Linked DNA regions of Homo sapiens: region 2 is linked to region 1. A link is an interaction called in ENCODE POLR2A ChIA-PET data of the cell type or tissue named here. Cell type or tissue: GM12878. All regions are shown on one strand. Links, peaks and the distances in the headings refer to the core of each region. The heading gives the core; the rest is flanking DNA. Region 1 overlaps PDS5A (PDS5 cohesin associated factor A). Region 2 overlaps PDS5A (PDS5 cohesin associated factor A).

Region 1 (9,288 bases), core at 382-8,381:
GGGGTTCCTGAGGAAGAATTCAGATGCAAGATGCAAGGCTAGTGGGAGATACTGCTGTTTTTCATCTTCTGAGTCCTGATCCATATCCATAAAGGTTTTCACTACCATCTGTAAAAATGTACAAAAACACAAAATAATTAACTCCTGGAATTTAGAAATCAGTGGAGGATGTGATTTAAAAAAAAAAAAGTCATCTCCATTAGCAATCGGTGGCCACCAGACAGTTCACAGTCAACTTTTTATAAATCTTCATTTAAGAATTTCAGAAAAGATCACAAGCATGAAACGGCTAGTCTAAAAAACCCATAAACAAGTATCACCTTCTCAGGCACATTGTCTGCACTAGTACCTCATTTATGAGGAACTTAAGCCTCTTATTATTCATTTTAAATCTAGCCCAGATAGTTCCTGGCCCCATATGGACAATAACATTCATTTGATATTTGGCAACATCATTAACTATGCTTCTTTTATATTTTATTATTAAAGGAGCCTTCTTCAGGCTCCTTAAAATTGCTATTTCATTTCATGCTTTAATGAGTTTTACACTTCATAATAAAAAGTCATTTTCCATGCTGGACAACATGGCAAGACCCTGTCTCTACAAAAAATACAAAAACCAGCTGGGTATGGTAGCATGTGTCTGTAGTCCCAGCTGCATAGGAGGATGAGATAGGAGGGTCCCTTGAGCCCAGGAGGCGGAGGCTGCAGTGCGCCAAGATCACACCACTGCAATCCAGACTAGGCAACAGAGTGAGACACTGTCTTTAAAAAAAAAAAAAAAGGCATTTTAAAATTATATTAATGCAGTTGTATTTCTAATTAAAACATTTAATTAACCTGCTTTTATGGTTATAAAATTAACCAATGCACACTTTGGAATCATTATAAAATGCAAAGAATCATGAAAAAAAATAAAAGAAAAATCCATAATTTATCAACTCCAGAAACTACCATTCACATTTTTGTGTACTTTATGCTGGCCTGTTTTCTCTGTAATTATGCAAATAACTATAATTCTTTATGTATCAAATCACAATAATTTCCTCAGATCTTAAAAATGATTCTCTAATTATAAATCACAGTTTACTTAATCTGTGTGATGGTTAATACTGAGTGTCAACTTGATTGGATTGAAGGATACAAAGTACTAATCCTGGGTGTGCCTGTGTGTGTGTTGCCAAGAGATTACATTTGAGTCAGTGGGCTGGGGAAGGCAGGTCCACTGTTAAGCTGGTGGGCACAATCTAATCAGCTTCCATCGAATATAAAGTAGGCAGAAAAACATGAAAAGGGACGGCGGGACTAGCCTCCCAGTCTACATCTTTCTCCCGTGCTGGATGCTTCCTGCCCTCAAACATCAGACTCCAAGTTCTTCAGTTTTGGGACTCGGACTGGCTCTCCTTCCTTCTCAGCTTGCAGATAGCCTATTGTGGGGCCTTGTGAGTTAATACTTAATAAACTATATATATATATATATATATATATATATATATATATCCCATTAATATCCTACATACATATATCTCCTATACATATCCTATTGGGGCGTGTGTGTGTGTGTGTGTGTGTGTATTCCTGTTAGTTCTGTCCCTCTAAGAGAACCCTAATACAATCTGTCGCCACTGTCAAATATTCAAGCTATATTTTTATTCTGCCAAGATTTTTTATCATGAGTGTAAAATTTTATTATTATTATTTTTTTTTGAGAAAGGGACTTGCTTTGTTGCCTAGGCTGGAGTGCAGTGAAGCGATCTCAGCTCATTGCAACCTATGCCTCCCAGACTCAAGTGGTCCTCCAACCTCAGCCTCCCAAGTAGGTGGATCTACAAGCATGTGTCACTATACCTGGCTAATCAAAAAAAAAAAATTTGGGGGGCCGGGCGAGGTGGCTCATGCCTGTAATCCCAGCACTTTGGGAGGCCGAGGCGGGCAGATCACGAGGTCAGAAGATCGAGACCATCCTGGCCAACACAGTGAAACCCCGTCTCTACTAAAAATACAAAAAATTAGCCGGGCACAGTAGCACACAACTGTAATCCCAGCTACTCAGGAGGCTGAGGCAGGAGAATCTCTTGAACCCGGGAGGCAGAAGTTGCAGTGAGCCGAGACTGTGCCACTTGCACTCCAGCCTGGGCAACAGAGTGAGACTCCATCTCAAAAAAAAAAAAAAAAAAAAAAAAAAAAAAAGTTTTTTTGTTTTTTGTTTTTTTTTTTTAAGAGACAGGGTTTTGCCATGTTGCCCAGGCTGGTCTCGAACTCCTGGGCTCAAGCGACCTGCCTGCCTCAGCCTCCCAAAGTGTTGGGATTACAGGCATAAGCCACCATGCCTGGGCTATTGAGTATTTTTTGACACCTATTGAGATAATCATACTTTTTCCCTAATTCTGTTAATATAGTAAATCCCAATGGCTGATTTTCTAATTTTAATTCAAGTTTGCATTCTAATTTTACTATTTTAGTCCAAGTTTGCATTGCTAAAATAAAGACAACTTGGTCATAACATTTTAAGGTATTACATTTTATTTGCTATTACATTATTTCTATTTCTTTGTAATTATATGAAAGAAACTGGCTTATAACTTCTTAAGACAACCGTATCAGGTTTTAGTACTAAATTATACTGGCTTGAAACAAAATAAGCAGTGATCCCTCTTTTTTTCTAACATAGTATATCAAAAGTGTGATAGTAAGACTGGTTTTATTTCTTCCCTAAATATTTAGGGAAGTATAACTGATAAAAGAAGGAATCATAACGGAAATGAGAAAATATTTTGAACTGAATTATAATGTAAATATGAACTACCAAAACTCATAGGATGCACTTACCACTGTACTTAAAGGAAATTTATAATCTTAAATGTGTATTTTACAAAAGAAAGAATGCAATCATCTATATTTCCATCTTGAGAAATTAGATAAATCCAAAGAAACTAGAATCAGGGTTTGTGAAACAAAAGATAGAGAAGGGCTGGATGTGATGGCTCACACCTGTAATCCCAGCACTTTGGGAGGCCAAGTCAGGAGGATCGCTTGAGCCCAGCAGTTCCAAGACAAGGGTCTGGCTCTGTCACCTAGGCTGGAGTACAGTGGCGCAATCTCAGCTCACTGCAACCTCCACCTCCCAGGCTCAAGAGTTCCTTCCACCTCAGCCCCCTGAGCAGCTGATACTACAGCACACGCCACCACACCTGGCTAGGTTTTGTACTTTTTTTTTTTTGTAGGATGGGATTTTGCCATATGGTGCCCAGGCTAAAAAAATTTTTTTTAATTATTGCTATGTAACAAAATACCCCAAAACTCAGTGCCTTAAAACAATAACATGTATTTATCATATGTGGTTGAAGAATTGGAAAGTGGCTTAGCTAAGTCGTGTGGGCCTGGAATCTCTCAAGAGGCTGTACCTGGTCAAGGCTGCAGTTATCTGAAGGCTTGACTGGGCGTGGAGGGTGTGTTTTGAAGGTAACTCATTCTTACGGTTCTAAGTTGACACTTGCTGTTGTTGAAAGGCTTCAGTTCCACACTACATGGGCCTTTCTAGACAGCTCAAGTGAAAAGGCAGTTGGTTTTCCCCTGGTGCAAGATCCAAGAGAGCAAATATGAAGTGGCAGTCTTTTACGACCTAACCTTGAAAAGCATACATTGTCACTTCTACCACAGCCTGTTCCGTTACTCAGGACAGCCCCGTTCAGTGTTGCAGGGGACTATACAAGGGAGTAAATACAAGGAAATAAGGATCATTCAGAGCTATCTTGGAGGCTATGATACAATGCCTTCTCATATGTATACCTTATATAGTCTTCTTCCACAATGACTCTGGATTTGGTCAGGTGACTTTTTTTTTTTTTTTTTTAAGACAGAGTCTTGCTCTGTCGCCCAGGCTAAACTGCAGTGGCATGATCTTGGCTCACTGCAATCTCTGCCTCCCAGGTTCAAGGGATTCTTCTGCCTCAGCCTCCCAAGTAGCTGGGAACTACAGGCACTCGCCACCAAGTCTGGCTAAGTTTTGTATTTTTAGTAGAGACAGGATTTCACCACGTTGGCTGGGTTGGTCTTCAACTCCTGACCTCAGATGATCCACCTGCCTCAGCCTCCCCAAATGCTGGGATTACAGGCATGAGCCTCCATGCCCAGTCCATGTGACTTATTTTGGCCAAACAGACATTAGCAAGCCTGATGCAAGAACAGGCCTGATAAGCATTTGTACGTTGAGATTGCAATGCCCCTATGGGAATGTACCCACCATGCTATTAGGAATCCCAGACTATTCAAAAAACAGAGGCTGTGTATACCACATAGACTACGTGGAAGAGAACTAAGGTGGCCTAATTGAGCTGCCATCTAAACTTAGCCATAAGAGTGACCCTGTAGAAGCAAAGTAGAGCTTCATAAATACACACAACCAAGGGGAGAAAACCTGTGGTGGCTGTGAAGGTCCTGATGCCATGTATGTCAAACTGGTATCTTCCGATGGTCATGAATTTATTGTAAAAAGAGAACATGCAGCGCTAAGCGCGGTGGGTCACAGCACTTTGGGAGGCTGAGGCAGGCAGATCACGAGGTCAGGAGTTCGAGACCAGCCTGACCAACATGGTGAAACCCTGTCTCTACTAAAAATACAAAAATTAGCTGGGCCTGGTGGTGCGCGCCTATAATCCCAGCTACTCAGGAGGCGGGGCAGGAGAATCGCTTGAACCTAGGAGGCGGAGGTTGCAGTGAGCTGAGATCACGCCACTGCACTCCAGCCTGGGCTACAGGAGCAAGACTCCATTTCAAAAAAAAAGAGAGAACATGCACTAACATGAGGAACAATCAAAAGGCCATGCTGAAGCCAAGCACAGTGGCTCATGCTTATAATCCCAGCACTTTGGGAGGCTGAGGAGCGTGGATCACATGAGGTCAGGAGTTCGAGACCATCCTGACCAACATGGTGAAACCCTGCCTCAATCAAAAATACAAAAATTAGCCGGGCATGGTGGCAGGTGCCTGTAGTCCCAGCTACTCGGGAGGATGGGGCAGGAGTAACGCTTGAATCCAGGAGGCAGAGATTGCAGTAAGCCAAGATCGTGCCATTGCACTCCAGCCTGGGTGACAAAAGCAAAACTCCGTCTCAAAACCAAAACCAAAACCAAAACCATGTTGAATGACCCAGATCAGTTTGCTGAGAATGAACTCATTGAGAGCAATTTTAGAGAGGTCTGTTCATGTGTGCTATCAAAAGTATGTATGTATTGTCAAGAATGGTGGCTTGCACTTACAATCTCAGCTACTTGGGAGGCTGAGACAAGATGACTGCTTGAGCCCAGAAGTTCTAGGCTGCAGTGAGCTATGATCATGCCAATGCACTCCAGCCTGGTGACAGAACAAAATGCTACCTCTAGAAAAATAAAATAAAAGTTAAAGCATGCATATATTTTTACCTACGAGATTCACTAAACTAACAGTTCCACTGAAATTTCTGAATTCCCAATTGCACTTGATATTGCACTAGAACCGCTGATGCAGACTTCCCAGATTGTTATTAAATTAAAATAAACTGTTTAAAAAAAAAACCAGTGACCCCAGAAGGCACCACATGGAAAAGAAGGACCACAAAGTCTATTCACAGAATTGAAAGAAACAATTATTCATTTTAAGCCACTAGATTTTGCTTTACCACACAGGAACAGAAATGAAATTCCATTCATTCTTCCCTTTTTTAAATATGTCGTTACTGTGCACATTTTTAATGTGCTGTACTGAGGCAGGAAAGATAAAAGCTACATTTCCTAGATTCCCTTGCAATGGAGTTGAAGTCATAATTCTCGTATAGCCCATCAGAGGCACTTATTCAAGATTTGGAAGGTGAAAGTTCAGAAGAGGTGGTGGTGTAGTTTCTGCTGTTGTCAGCTGGCAAGTATGGAGTGAGCTGTTGTGTGTATGTGTGTGCGGGCAGGCACATACACAGCAGCTTTCTACTAACTGGCTGTTAGTATTGTGAAGATAGAGGGAAGAAGCATCCATTTTGTGCTGGTACTAATCTATTAAACTGTGTGAGGCTCTGTACCAAATTATACCAATGGTGACTTCCTAATCACTGGATTACGGCTAAACGTGTGTCCCTACTTAAGAGCTCCAGGGTGGCTTCCTGATTTTCCCACCTTTCTGATTAGAGCACAGGATTCAGCTCTCCTTGTGGGCCAGCTATACGAAGTGTTCTCGGAGTCTAGTCCTGTAAGCCTGAATTAAGGGTGCTCTTCCAGCAATTCCAAATCACTTTTTAAATAGCAAGTTCCCTGTCTGCTTAAAATAACATAACTAAAGCTTGACTGGTGTTTGAAACATGACTCTGATTTTCTCTCAGATCCTTCAACATGTCAGAATCCCCTGTGCCATTCAGGCCTTTTTAAATGCTATTGGCTCTTTGTAGACTAATCTCTTCTTACCTCATCTAATTTATCATACACTTATGAGAATTAAACAATTTCTTGGTAAGTCTGTGTGAATTTTTTCCTGTGGATTGTGTTTTAATACCCTCTGGCTATTTATCTATTGCGGTCTTAGTATTTCTTTTTTTTTCTTTTTTTTTTTTTTTTTAAGAAATGAGCAGGAAAAAATCAAACTAAGTTTTTTTGCCCACAGCTAGGTTTTTATAATATTGATAAAAAAGAAACACTAACACCAATACTATTAATAATGATTAACATTTACTGAATATTTACCACATTCCAGCACTCTATAAATATTTTTTTGAGACAAATTAACTCAAAATTAAGCATCTTTTCACGTATTTGCCACCTACTCTACGTTTTCTTGGTGACGTGCCTCTCCAAATCTCTTTTCTTTTTTCCTTATGTGTTTTCAGCTGTCATATATTCTGGGTACCAATCCTTTATCAGATACGTATATTGCAAATATTTTCTCCCAGTCTGAGGCTTGTCTTTAACAGCATAGAAAAATTTAATTGATGAAGGATTTAACGTAATCTAACTTTATCAATTATTTTCTTTTATGGTTTGTGCTTTGTGTGTCCTACCTAAGAAATCATTACCTAACCAAAAGTTGTAAAGATTTTCTCCGCTGTGGTATTGATTGATTGATTGATTGACTGATTGGGACGGAGTCTCACTCTGTTGCCTAGGCTGGAGTGCAGTGGCACAATCTCGGCTCAATGCAACCTCCTGCCTCAGCCTCCCAAGTAGCTGGGATTACAGGTGTGCACCACCACACCCAGCTACTTCCAGTAGAGATGGGGTTTTGCCATGTTGGCCAGGCTGGTCTCAAACTCCTGGCCTCAAGTGATCTACCCGCCTTGGCCTCCCAAAGCGCTGGGATTATAGGCGTGAGCCACCGCGTCTGGCCTTCCGATGTGTTCTTGGAAAAGTTTTATAGTTTTAGGTTTTTATATGTATGTCTATATTCATTCTGAGTTAATTTCTGTATGTACTGAAAGCTTTTGGGTCGAGGTGTTCAAGCCTCATTTCTAGAAAAGACTATTCTTTCTCTTTTTCTACAGGATTGTTTTGGCATCTTTGTTGAAAAAAACTGCTATACCATGTAGGCCTATTTCTGGACTCTGTTGTGTTCCTATTTTCTGTGCCCTTTTACCAATACCACATAGCTTTGATTACTGTAGCTTTATTAAAAAGTTTTGAAATCAGGTAGTATGTGAATCATCCAACTCAACATAAAAATGAGGAAAAGATCTGAACAGACTTAACAAGAGAAACATACACTGGAGGTAGATATATAAAATGGTACAACCACTTCAGATAACTGTATGGCAGTTCTTCATAAAATTTAAAGATGCATTTAACATTTAAGCCAAAAATTCCATTCTTAAGAATTTACTGAAAACATTTCACACAAATACAAGTACGTGTTCCTAACAGCTTTATTCAGCATATCACAAAACTGAAAATAACCAACTGTCCTTCAAAAGGTAAATGGATAAATCCATTGTGGTATACCCATACAAAAGACTTCTAATTCGCGATAAAAGGAACCTGACAGAAGCAAGGCGCAAATGGGGAGCAGAGAGGACTAAAAAGCAAAAGGAGGAAACTTATGAGGGTGATAAGTTCACTTTAATTGAAGTGATGGTTTCAATGCTGTGTATGTATGTCAAAACTTGTCAGGTTGTTATTCCCCGACAGCAATTCTCTGACACCAAATAGGTGTCCTACATTTCAATTCAGTTCTGACACTACCCACCTTAGCGCAGAACCCCACAGGCAAAGTTCTTCCCAAGACTGCCTCCACTTCCGATGCCAGCCCCAATTCTCAGGGACAACTTCCATTTCTGACAGACCAGCTATAAATTTCAGGTTTCCTATAGCCTCCTCAGGTTTAAAAATTTGCTAGAATAACTCACAGAACTCAATGAAAGCACTATATTTATTATTTATTATTTATCTATTTGAGACAGTTTCGCTGTCACCCAGGCTGGAGTGCAGTGGCACAACCGTGGCTCATTATAACCTCCGCCTCCTGGGTTCAAGTGATTCTCATGCCTCAGCCTGCCCTAATAGCTGGGTGCATACCACCACATCTGGCTAATTTTTTTTATTTTTAGTAGAGACGGGGTTACATCATGTTGGCCAGGCTGGTCTCAAACTCCTGCCCTCAGGTGATCTTCCCACCTTGGCCTCCCAAAGTGCTGGTTCACACATTACAGGTGTGAACCACTGCACCTGGCCTGAAAGCACTATGTTTACTGTCACAGTTTTATTATAAAGGAAATACTTGGAAGCCTAAACAAGATTGAGCCTGCTCGATCTTGGATGGTAGATCACTGGGGAATACCAGGTGCTGTGAGCTAGAAGGAAAAAGAAAGAAACAGAAAATAACAAGGTGGAAGAAAAGTATGTAACTCAAGAACAGTCAAACTGAAGAGACACATCAGCCAAAGTCTTGGGGGTGAAGAGGGGTGTGTGGATGGGATGGGGACACAGAGCTTCGTATACTCTTCTCATTGAATCTGGACATGTAATCCTCCCAGCATATCACTGTGTTCACCAACCACTAACCTCCCCTGAGCTTTAGTGTTCACAGGATTCACTGGGCTTTATGACGCAGGCATGAATGATAAAATCAAGACTGAACTCAATCTCCAGCCTCCCTCTTCTCCTGGGAGAAAGTTTCAATCCTCTAATTTAAGTGACCAGCCCCATCCTGAAGCTATCTAGTGGCACTGCCAGGAGCTGCCTCATTAGCGTAACAAAGACACTCTCACTTGGGAAATTCCAAGGGTTTTTGAGGCTCTGTGCCAAGAATCAGAACAAAGATCAGATCGATTATTATATGTCA
Region 2 (9,288 bases), core at 732-8,731, 57 kb before region 1:
ACATAGGAAGAAATCTTCATGATCTTGGATCTGGTAAATAGCTGACAAAGGTTTAATATACAGAAAATGTAAATAACTCTTAAAACTCAACAAGAAGCAACCCAACTAAAAGTGGGTGAAGGCAGCATGGGCAACATGGCGAAACCCTGTCTGTATAAAAAAATACAAAAATTAGCCAGGCATGGTGGCGTGTGCTGATAGTCCCAGCTACTCAGGAGGCTGAGGCAGGAGATATTGCTTGAGCCTGGGAAGCGGAGGTTGTGATGAGCCAAGGTTGCGCTAGTGCACCCCAGCCTGGGTGACAGAGTGAGACCATGTCTCAAAATAAAATAAAATAAAATAAAATAAAATAAGAGTGGGGTGGGGGAAGGAATTTAATACACAGCTCTCCAAAGAAGATATACAGGTAGTCAATAAGCACACAAAAAATATCCTTGACATCATCATTCATCAGGAAAATGCAAATCAAAACCACAATGAGATATCACTTCTTATCCACTAGTATGGCTGTTGCTTTTTTAAAAAGGAAAATGACATGTAACCCAACAATGTTATTCCTAGATATATACCCAAGAAATGGGAGAACAGGAACATAAATGTTTATATCAGCATTATTCACAACAGCCAACACGTAGAAGCAACCCAAGTGTCCACCAATCAACAAAAAAATGTGGGATATATACAAACAAAAATATACATATAAAAGAACACTGCTTAGCCACAAAAGGAACAACATTCTGATACATACTACAACATGGAAGAGCCCTGAGAACATGCTAAGTGAAATACAACAGACACAAAAGGACAAATATCATATAAGAGATACCTAGAATAGGTAGTCATAGAGTCAGAAGGTAGAACAGAGGGCAATGGAGAGTTGTTGCTTAATGGGTACAGAGTTTCTGTATGGGGTGATAAAAAATTCTGGAGATGGATGGGGTGGTGATGATTAGGTAACAATGTGGCTATTATGTTAGTGAATTTTAACACTTAAAAATAGCAAATTTGATACTATGTATAGTTTATCACCATAAAAAAAGACCGTCTGAAAACACAATCTATCAACAATCATCATTTAAGAGGTATCTTAAATTTCACATTTGTTGAAAACCACATCTATCGAAAGTAAAAATAACAGCAAGGATATGTAAGGGTAGAAAATGAGACTTAGGCCACGTTCTTCTCTTCTTGTCTGCTGCGTTCAAAAGTGGAAGGTGGTACAAATACAGAAGGGGCACTAGCAGGTGTCTTTAAGTTCCTGATACTGAGGCCTCAAGATTACCGAAACATGTGAGAGTTAGGAACTTTGGATAAGCTGGATTTGTGGCAAACTAACACTTAAATGAAAGTCATCCACAATGATCCAGCATATCTGTGTCTTTATTCAATAACAACAGATTTAATTTAGATCCATTTGGTAAAGCAGTGATTCTTTTATTTATTTATTTATTTTTTTGAGACAGTCTTGCTCTTGTCGCCTAGGCTGGAGTGCAATGGTGCAATCTTGGCTCACTGCAACCTCTGCCTCCCGGGTTCAAGCGATTCTCCTGCCTCAGCCTCCCGAATAGCTGGGATTACAGGCACTCGCCACCAAGCCCGGCTAATTTTTTTGTATTTTTAGTAGAGACAGGGTTTCACCATGTTGGCTAGGCTGGTCTTGAACTCCTGACCTCAGGTGATCCACCCACCTCGGCCCCTCAAAGTGCTAGGATTACAGGCGTGAGCCACCAAGCCCTGCCAGTAGTGACTCTTAATCAAGGTGTGTTTCCGAAATCATTTGGGGAGTCTTTTCAATCTATACATTCCAACCCAGAGGTAATAAATCAGAGCACACAGACATCAATAAATCTAGTGCCAAAAGTACAGTGTATTATCTTAAAAATTAGTCAAATTCAAGTCCACTTACTTTTTTTTTTTTTTTTTTTTTGAGACAGAGTTTCGCTCTTGTTGTCCAGGCTGGAGTGCAACTGTGCAATCATGGCTCACTGCAACCTCTGCCTTCTGGGTTCAAGTGATTCTCCTGCCTCAGCCTCCTGAGTAGCTAGGATTACAGCTGCCGTCACCACACCCGGCTAATCCACTTACATTTCTAACAATGTTTGATAAAACAAATTTTAGCCCGGCATGGTGGCTCACACCTGTAATCCCAGCACTTGGAGAGGCCAAGGCGGACGGATCACCTGAGGTCAGGAGTTCAATATAAGCCTGGCCAACATAGCGAAACCCCGTCTCTACTAAAAACACAAAAATTAGCCAGGCGTGGTGACAGGCACCTGTAATCCCAGCTACTTGGGAGGCTGAGGAATGAGAGGAGGCCAAGGTTGCAGTGAGCCGAGATCGTGCCACTGCATTCCAGCCTGAGGCACAGAGCGAGACTCTTGTCTTCAAAACAAAAAACAAAAATAACCCAATTCTAACATTCCAGAAAATGATAAACTGTCTTTTGAGGGTCAGGAAAATAGCTTTTACTTATATGTAACTTTCATGATTCACCAATCCCGTGTTCTAATTTTTGTTTCTTAAGTGTGAAATTCTAGTAGTAATAGCTACCATGAAATAAGGAAGTAGTTTCGAATTTAAATAAATAAAAAATAAGTAGAACCAATATAGAATAATTTAAAAGAAAAAGAGAATTACACAGAAACAGAAGTGTTTCTGTGATGAAGATGTAAACAGCCTTAATCTCATGATTCTCAATTTAATTAAATGAGAAACTTACCCTGTCATTCATTAGCAGATCTTTCACAATAAAATTTGCTACTACAGATTTCATTGGGGAAGCAAACTGATCTGGTGCTAACATAGAAATGTGGCCCAATGAAACTAATGGAGTTATAAGTTGTTCTGGCACATCAGCATTCAGACTCCTACTGAGTGGCTATAAAAATAAAACAGACAAAATTACCAATTTGTTTGATAAATATCTAGACACTCTACTGAAACAGTACATTTTCCTGAGTCCTCCTGAATTTACCATGCCCAAACCAATCTTCTCTAATACGATCATAACTAACTTCAACCATGTTAAGACACCTGGTTCTTAATTCACCTACTAAAATTTAGCAAGATTGAAAGAATGTAGAAAAAAGATAAAAGAAAAAATAAAATCCAACAAAAAGAAGTTTAAAGAAAAACATTTTTGCTTCATCAAATCAGCATTATTTTTGACTAATCTACAACAATGGATTTGCTATACCAGTGGTTTTCTTACCCTGTGGAAGCATTTTAAATGACCTTAAATCATACAAAGTAAGAGTTCACTGGGTTTTGGTCACACTATCTCCAATTTATGATAATAGGAATACATTTCTAATAGTAAAATGAGGCCAGTCATTATATGTAAAAAAAAGGGAAACAGGATTAATTTTCAGGTAGGGTTCTTAGGTACTTTAAACTGGATTGTTCAAAATTATCTACTAATACTTTCCGAGGATAAATGCACCACTGAACCAATAAGGCTAAAATTAAGTAAAATGTTCTAACATAAACACATAAGGCTAGGTGTGGTGGCTCATGTGTGTAATCCTAGCACTTTGAAAGACTGAAGTGGGTGGATCGCTTCAGTCCAGGAGTTTGAGACCAGCCTGGGCAACATGGCAAAACCCCATCTCTATAAAAAAATCCAAAAATTAGCTAGGCATGGTGGTGGTGCCTGTACTCTCAGCTACTTGGGAGGCTGAGGCAGAAGGACTGCTTGAACCTAGGAATTCGGGGCTGCAGTGAGCAGAGATTGCATCACTGTACTCCAGCACTGGTGAGAAAGTGAAACTTTATCTCAAAAACAAACTAAAAAACAAAAACCACAAAACCCTTCAATATGAGGTGTTTGAACATATAATCTGATCTACAGGCTGGGAATGCAGTACCACATAAAATAGACAGAATCCTTGCTCACAAGGAATTTATAGTCTAAGGTAGGACTTCATATAAACAGCTTTAAAAAATCTAGCTTCCATCTTCATCAAACTATAGAGCTTAAAAAATAAAGACCAATATAAACACAACCTATATATTAGATATACCTCAAAAATCTGTGCAAGCTGGACTTCTTTATTTGTGAATATGGCGTGTATACAGTGCACAGCCTGTTTTGCTTGGTGTGGAGTACCCCTCTTTGCTTTTTGATGTAAAATGGGAATTAAGGTCCTGCAAAAAATAATATAGTTGTTTTTTTTTCTTAAACCCATAAACCAACAAGTATTCCTTTGGTTGACTTCCACTTCCCCTATATGGATGGATGCTAGTAGAGAAGGCTCTCTTAAAAATTATCTGATCTAAAGAAAGTTGTAAAAAAGCTCCATCTCTGCCCCCAAGTATAAACCAAGAAATACAATGCCTCAAGAAAAAGCCTACTTCAGGAGACAATTTTTATTTTAAAGTTACCTCACAAATATGCAAAATAACAAGCAACCCTTAATTCATAATCTAAAGCTTACCCCATGACATATTTTTGCATTTACCTTCTAAGTAGCAATATTGCTAATTTTTCAATTCCCTTTTATAATCCCCTTCAGTTATTTCAAAGTAGCTACAGAAAGAGAGTAGCAAAAGGCCAAGTTGTATTAAACAGCTGAAATAATACTAGTGAAAGAAAGTATGCAAAGATACAGCTACATATATATCAGTAGAATGGCAATAAAAATATCTAACTATTATGTGCCAGGCACCATTCTAGGTATTTCCGCATGGATTAATTCAACTAATGTTCACATCCACCCAAAGAAGACTATCATAGTCATTACACAGATGAGAAAATTAAAGCACAAAGATGTTATTTAAGCCTCCTAAGATGACGAAGCTAGGAAACTGGGAGTTGGGATTTGAAAATTAGCATTTCTTTCAAAATCCACATACTTAACCTCTACACTGACAATGAAGAGTAAACTAAAACAGTCTTCTTTTAGGATGACAGAAAAACATAAAGCATTCTTCAAAAATTAAATGTTGATGACATGAAAAAGCATTAGGTAGAATGAAGAAAATAGTGTGCATATATGAACTTATAAAAAATAGACAAACACATCTAGTAGATGAACATTCATAGAAAGTATATATATCAAATGTTAATGGTGACTATTTCGTTATATTTTTTCTAGTTTCAGTTTGCTACAATGAACGTAAGTATTTTTATAATCAGAATAAAATTGATAAAACGAAACAAACATTTAAGGAAAGATATTTGTCATATATTTAATGTTATTAGAGAAGAGCCTATTTTATAAAGTTAGTGGCATCAAATGCAAGGGTGACAATGCCCTCTTATGATAATGGAAGGCTACATATGAAACCTATACTGCAGGCTCCAGGCCATGCACTTTAACCAAAAATGGGAACATATGCTAGTTGGTATGAATCTGATTTGACATGTATAAATATGCCTGAAGTTTGCCTCTATGGACTTTGGAATTATGAGATAGGGATGTCCATGACCAAACAGACTTCCTTGACTGAGTATTGACTATGCTTCTAAATGGAAGATGTCTTTCCTCTCTCCTATCTGTTTAGTCTTTCACCATTCCATTTACCAGACTGAGATTTCTTATAACACTGGTGAATGACAAAGGAAGATAGTTTCAATCAAACTGTTGTTAAATGTATTATTATTATTAGCCAAATAAAATAATACAGAAAGTCAACTTTAACCTTTCTTCTTGTTTTTTCTAGAGCAGTATAATCTAGTGATGCCATCAGAGTTGTTATTGAGGTCTTTAGCATTGTGCTTTTCTGCTTTCCAGTGATTATCTCCTTTCTTCTCCATTGGTCTTATGAATAAGGTATTTTATTCCTCACATCCAAAGTTAACTCTTCCACCTATGCTCATTTTCAACTGTGTCCTTTGGGGTAGAATTCCTCTAAGAATAGTTTCTTTGCCTTGAAAAAATGTATAGGATTTCCTCCCTTGAAAAACTCATCAAAAACTATCCTATTGTGTCAGTGATCTTTTTCTAATAATGTATAAAATTTATTATTTCTAGTCTATAAACTCCTTGAGGGCAGGGACTAATTGTGGTAACTTTTTATTATTAGCCAGAACAATGCGGAGAATGAAGAGAATGTACAATGGACACTGAATTATTTCACAAGTTAAACTATTAGCTCACAAATTTAATAAAAACTTCAGGAGACTGCTTGTTCTATGATTATCATGTGAGGAAAATGGTATGTAGTTGAATATACTCTGAACTAATTGCCAATACCCTGAACATATGATTCAACTGCCATTTGCAATGTATTGTTTCCTTCAAAAGATGTCTTCTGCATATTTTAAGTCTAAATATAACATCTCAGCACAAGTTTCACCTTAACCTTTTTAAGATGCCAAAGTGAACTATTTGCCCCATTTTTTGGTAGGATAGCAAAGTGACAGTTATTGAATTTATAACCCATTTATAGAAAAAAAGATGAATATACATGGATTAGAAAGACATTAGTCATAAATATAATAAAACACTAAATTCTGTGATAACTTTTGATTCTTAATATCTTAAAATACTTTTGTTATAAACAAACATGTAGTTTCAGTTTATTCTGCTGCCTGCATTCTAATGGTGGGAGAGGGGTGTGAAGCAAGGGAAAGACAAAGCAGAGGAGGACACAGAAAAGTAGCTTCTAAATCAAAGTTGTCTTTCTTCCCTCCTATCTTCCTACACAGAAGGAAAACAATGATTTTATGGTTCCCATACTTAGAAACTTTTGTATTTACCACGGGAGAAAAAATGTACTCACGATCGTATCTGGGGAAGGTCTGTTTCTATTTTGTGACCTGTATTTCTAAAAATTTGAATAGCAGCTTCTGCTACCTTGTCATCCTCCATTCTTAGGCACTGTAACAAGGACTCATATGTCTCTGCAGAGTGGAACGAGGTAGGATGTGTAAAAGACAGAACCTGAAAAAACAGATACAGCTTTAGAAGTACAGACAATGGTTTTAATCCATTAAAAAAGAATTACTTCCCGCAAAAGAAAAAAAAAATTAAATTCTGGGGTAAATATGCTAGCTACACAGAATAGAGATACATCTCCTAGCCGTCCTTGCAGTTAGTTATGGCTAATCAGAAATACTGTATGGTGTGGTAGCTTCCAGTTATTCCTTGACACAACTAACAGACAGCCTTTGTCCTATTTTCTTCTTCACCTCTTAGTCTACTCTGCTACTTAGAACACAAAACACATGGCTCCTTTTTTATGGAATGTGATTTACAATATTAATAACTATTATCAGTTTATAAATATATTGTATTTAGGTGAAGGAATGCTTACTTGAGATAAAACCTCCATACGTAATGACTCAATCTTTGTGTAACGTAAACAAAATGCAAACTCAGAGCTTTCTTTGACTGGCAAAAAGATAATCTATGAGAATTTTTTTTTTTCTTTTTTTGAGACAGGATTTCACTCTGTCACCTAGGCTAGAGTACAGTGGAATGTCACAGCTCACTGGGGTCTCAACCTCCCACCTCAGTCTCCTGAGCTGAGACTACAGGTGCACCACCATGCCCGGCTAAATTTTTTGTTTTTTTTGTAGAGATGAGGTCTAGCTATGTTGCCCAGGCTGGTCTCCAACCCCTGTGCTCAAGAGATCTTCCTGTCTTGGCTGGGATTACAGGCGTAAACCATTGTACCCAGCCAAAAAAATATCTGAAGTGAAATCTATCACTCAACATAATTATCAACAAAGAAGCCACTATTGTGAACTTTTAATTATGATTACAATATATAATTATTCCCTTATTATAACACCAGCACGAGCCTGTCCTTAAATAACTTTTAGCAAGTTAGATACATGTCTAAAGAGTTAACCTTCCATAAAGTAGAAACAATTCAGTTAGTGTAGTATCAAGATTAGGAAAATAGAGAAGCAGGGAGAAAGGGGAATGAGCAGATGGTCTTCATTAATTTTTCAATAAGCACTTATTTAATGGTCATTAAGTGTAGACACTGTCTCACTTGGCAAGGTTTGGAGTGATAATATTTACTTACGTGGTTTTAATTATTTACAGAAAATTGGAGAATTAAATTAGAAAAATGTAATAAAAAGCAATCTACTGGCCGGGCGCGGTGGCTCACGTCTGTAATCCCAGCACTTTGGGAGGCCGAAGCGGGCTGATCACAAGGTCAGGAGATCGAGACCATCCTGGCTAACATGGTGAAACCCCATCTCTACTAAAAATACAAAAAAAATTAGCCAGGCATGGTGGCGGGAGCCTGTAGTCCCGGCTACTTGGGAGGCTGAGGCAGGAGAATGGCGTGAACCTGGGAGGCGGAGCTTGCAGTGAGCCGAGATCATGCCACTGCACTCCAGCCTGGGCAACAGAGCAAGACTCCATCTCAAACAAACAAACAAAAAAAAGCAATCTATTAAAAAATGTTACCTTAAAGGTGGTTTCACTTTTAAAACAACTTAAAAATACAACTCAATTACTAAAAACAATTAAAATCTTATTCATGAGGCATCATATCAATTCTATTAATGAAATGATTTTTTTTTCTTTTCTTTTTCGACAGTCTCACTCTGACGCCAAGCTGGAGTGCAGTGGTGTGATCTCAGCTCACTGCAACCTCCACCTCCTGGGTTCCAGTGATTCTCCTGCCTCAGCCTCCGAAGTAGCTGTGACTACAGGCGTGTGCCACCACGTCTACCTAATTTTTGTATTTTTAGTAGAGACGGGGTTTCCCCATGTTGGCCAGGATGGTCTCGATCTCTTGACCTTGTGATCTGCCCGCCTCGGCCTCCCAAAGTGCTGGGGTTACAGGCATGAGCTGCCGAGCCCAGCTGAATGAAATGATATTTAAGACCCTTGGAATATGATCCCATCATTCTTTTTCTATCTAACATCCATTGCACTGGTTTGTCTCTTCTCCTGTATGTCACAGTGGTATCATGTCTCTTTGCCTTCAATTTCTTCCCTTCTTTTACTCAATCCAATGAAAGCTCTATCAAGGGCTGCAGCTGGTTGTAAGCCAGGTTAAAAGCCCGTGACACTACCTTTCTTACCCAGTGGCACTCGACAATCTGGAACCAACCTTGTCTCCCATCATTCCCCAAAGCACCCCTTTTTTCTAGTCATGCCAGTCTCCCAAGAATCCCACAAATATACCAAGAAATACTCCCTTTAATGATGATATTCCCTCCTCTAGATTTAGTCACATACCCTGTCCACAAAGTCTAAAGTCACATCTTGCTATTACTAAGTTAAGAATAGATTGTACAGTAATCACTACCAAGCATAGAAGGCATGGAAATGATAAACAGTGAAACAAATATTAATTTATAATGTAAAATAATTA

The links. ChIA-PET counts read pairs that join two places held together with the same protein. Peaks named below come from ENCODE experiments on the same cell type or tissue, not always from the same donor. Only the 100,000 strongest peaks of a DNase experiment are listed, where the experiment ranks them.
Region 2: POLR2A ChIA-PET joins it to region 1 with 13 read pairs; 3 of 35 experiments call an interaction of 5 or more read pairs at or near these places.

What each region holds. Positions count from the first base shown.
Region 1 is chr4:39,928,057-39,937,344 of GRCh38, forward strand. PDS5A (PDS5 cohesin associated factor A) reads right to left here. Exons shown (of 33, transcript NM_001100399.2): 3 at 1-108. It also overlaps the pseudogene RNA5SP159. Among named protein-coding and RNA genes, the nearest start is that of PDS5A, 45 kb to the right of the region's middle. In GM12878, for the core only: no CTCF peak of the experiment used is centred there; DNase peaks (open chromatin) are centred at 3,603 and 5,152; H3K4me3 peaks cover 670 bases; H3K27ac peaks cover 3,041 bases.
Region 2 is chr4:39,870,267-39,879,554 of GRCh38, forward strand. PDS5A (PDS5 cohesin associated factor A) reads right to left here. Exons shown (of 33, transcript NM_001100399.2): 19 at 6,727-6,887; 20 at 4,023-4,146; 21 at 2,720-2,878. Among named protein-coding and RNA genes, the nearest start is that of PDS5A, 100 kb to the right of the region's middle. In GM12878, for the core only: no CTCF peak of the experiment used is centred there; no DNase peak of the experiment used is centred there.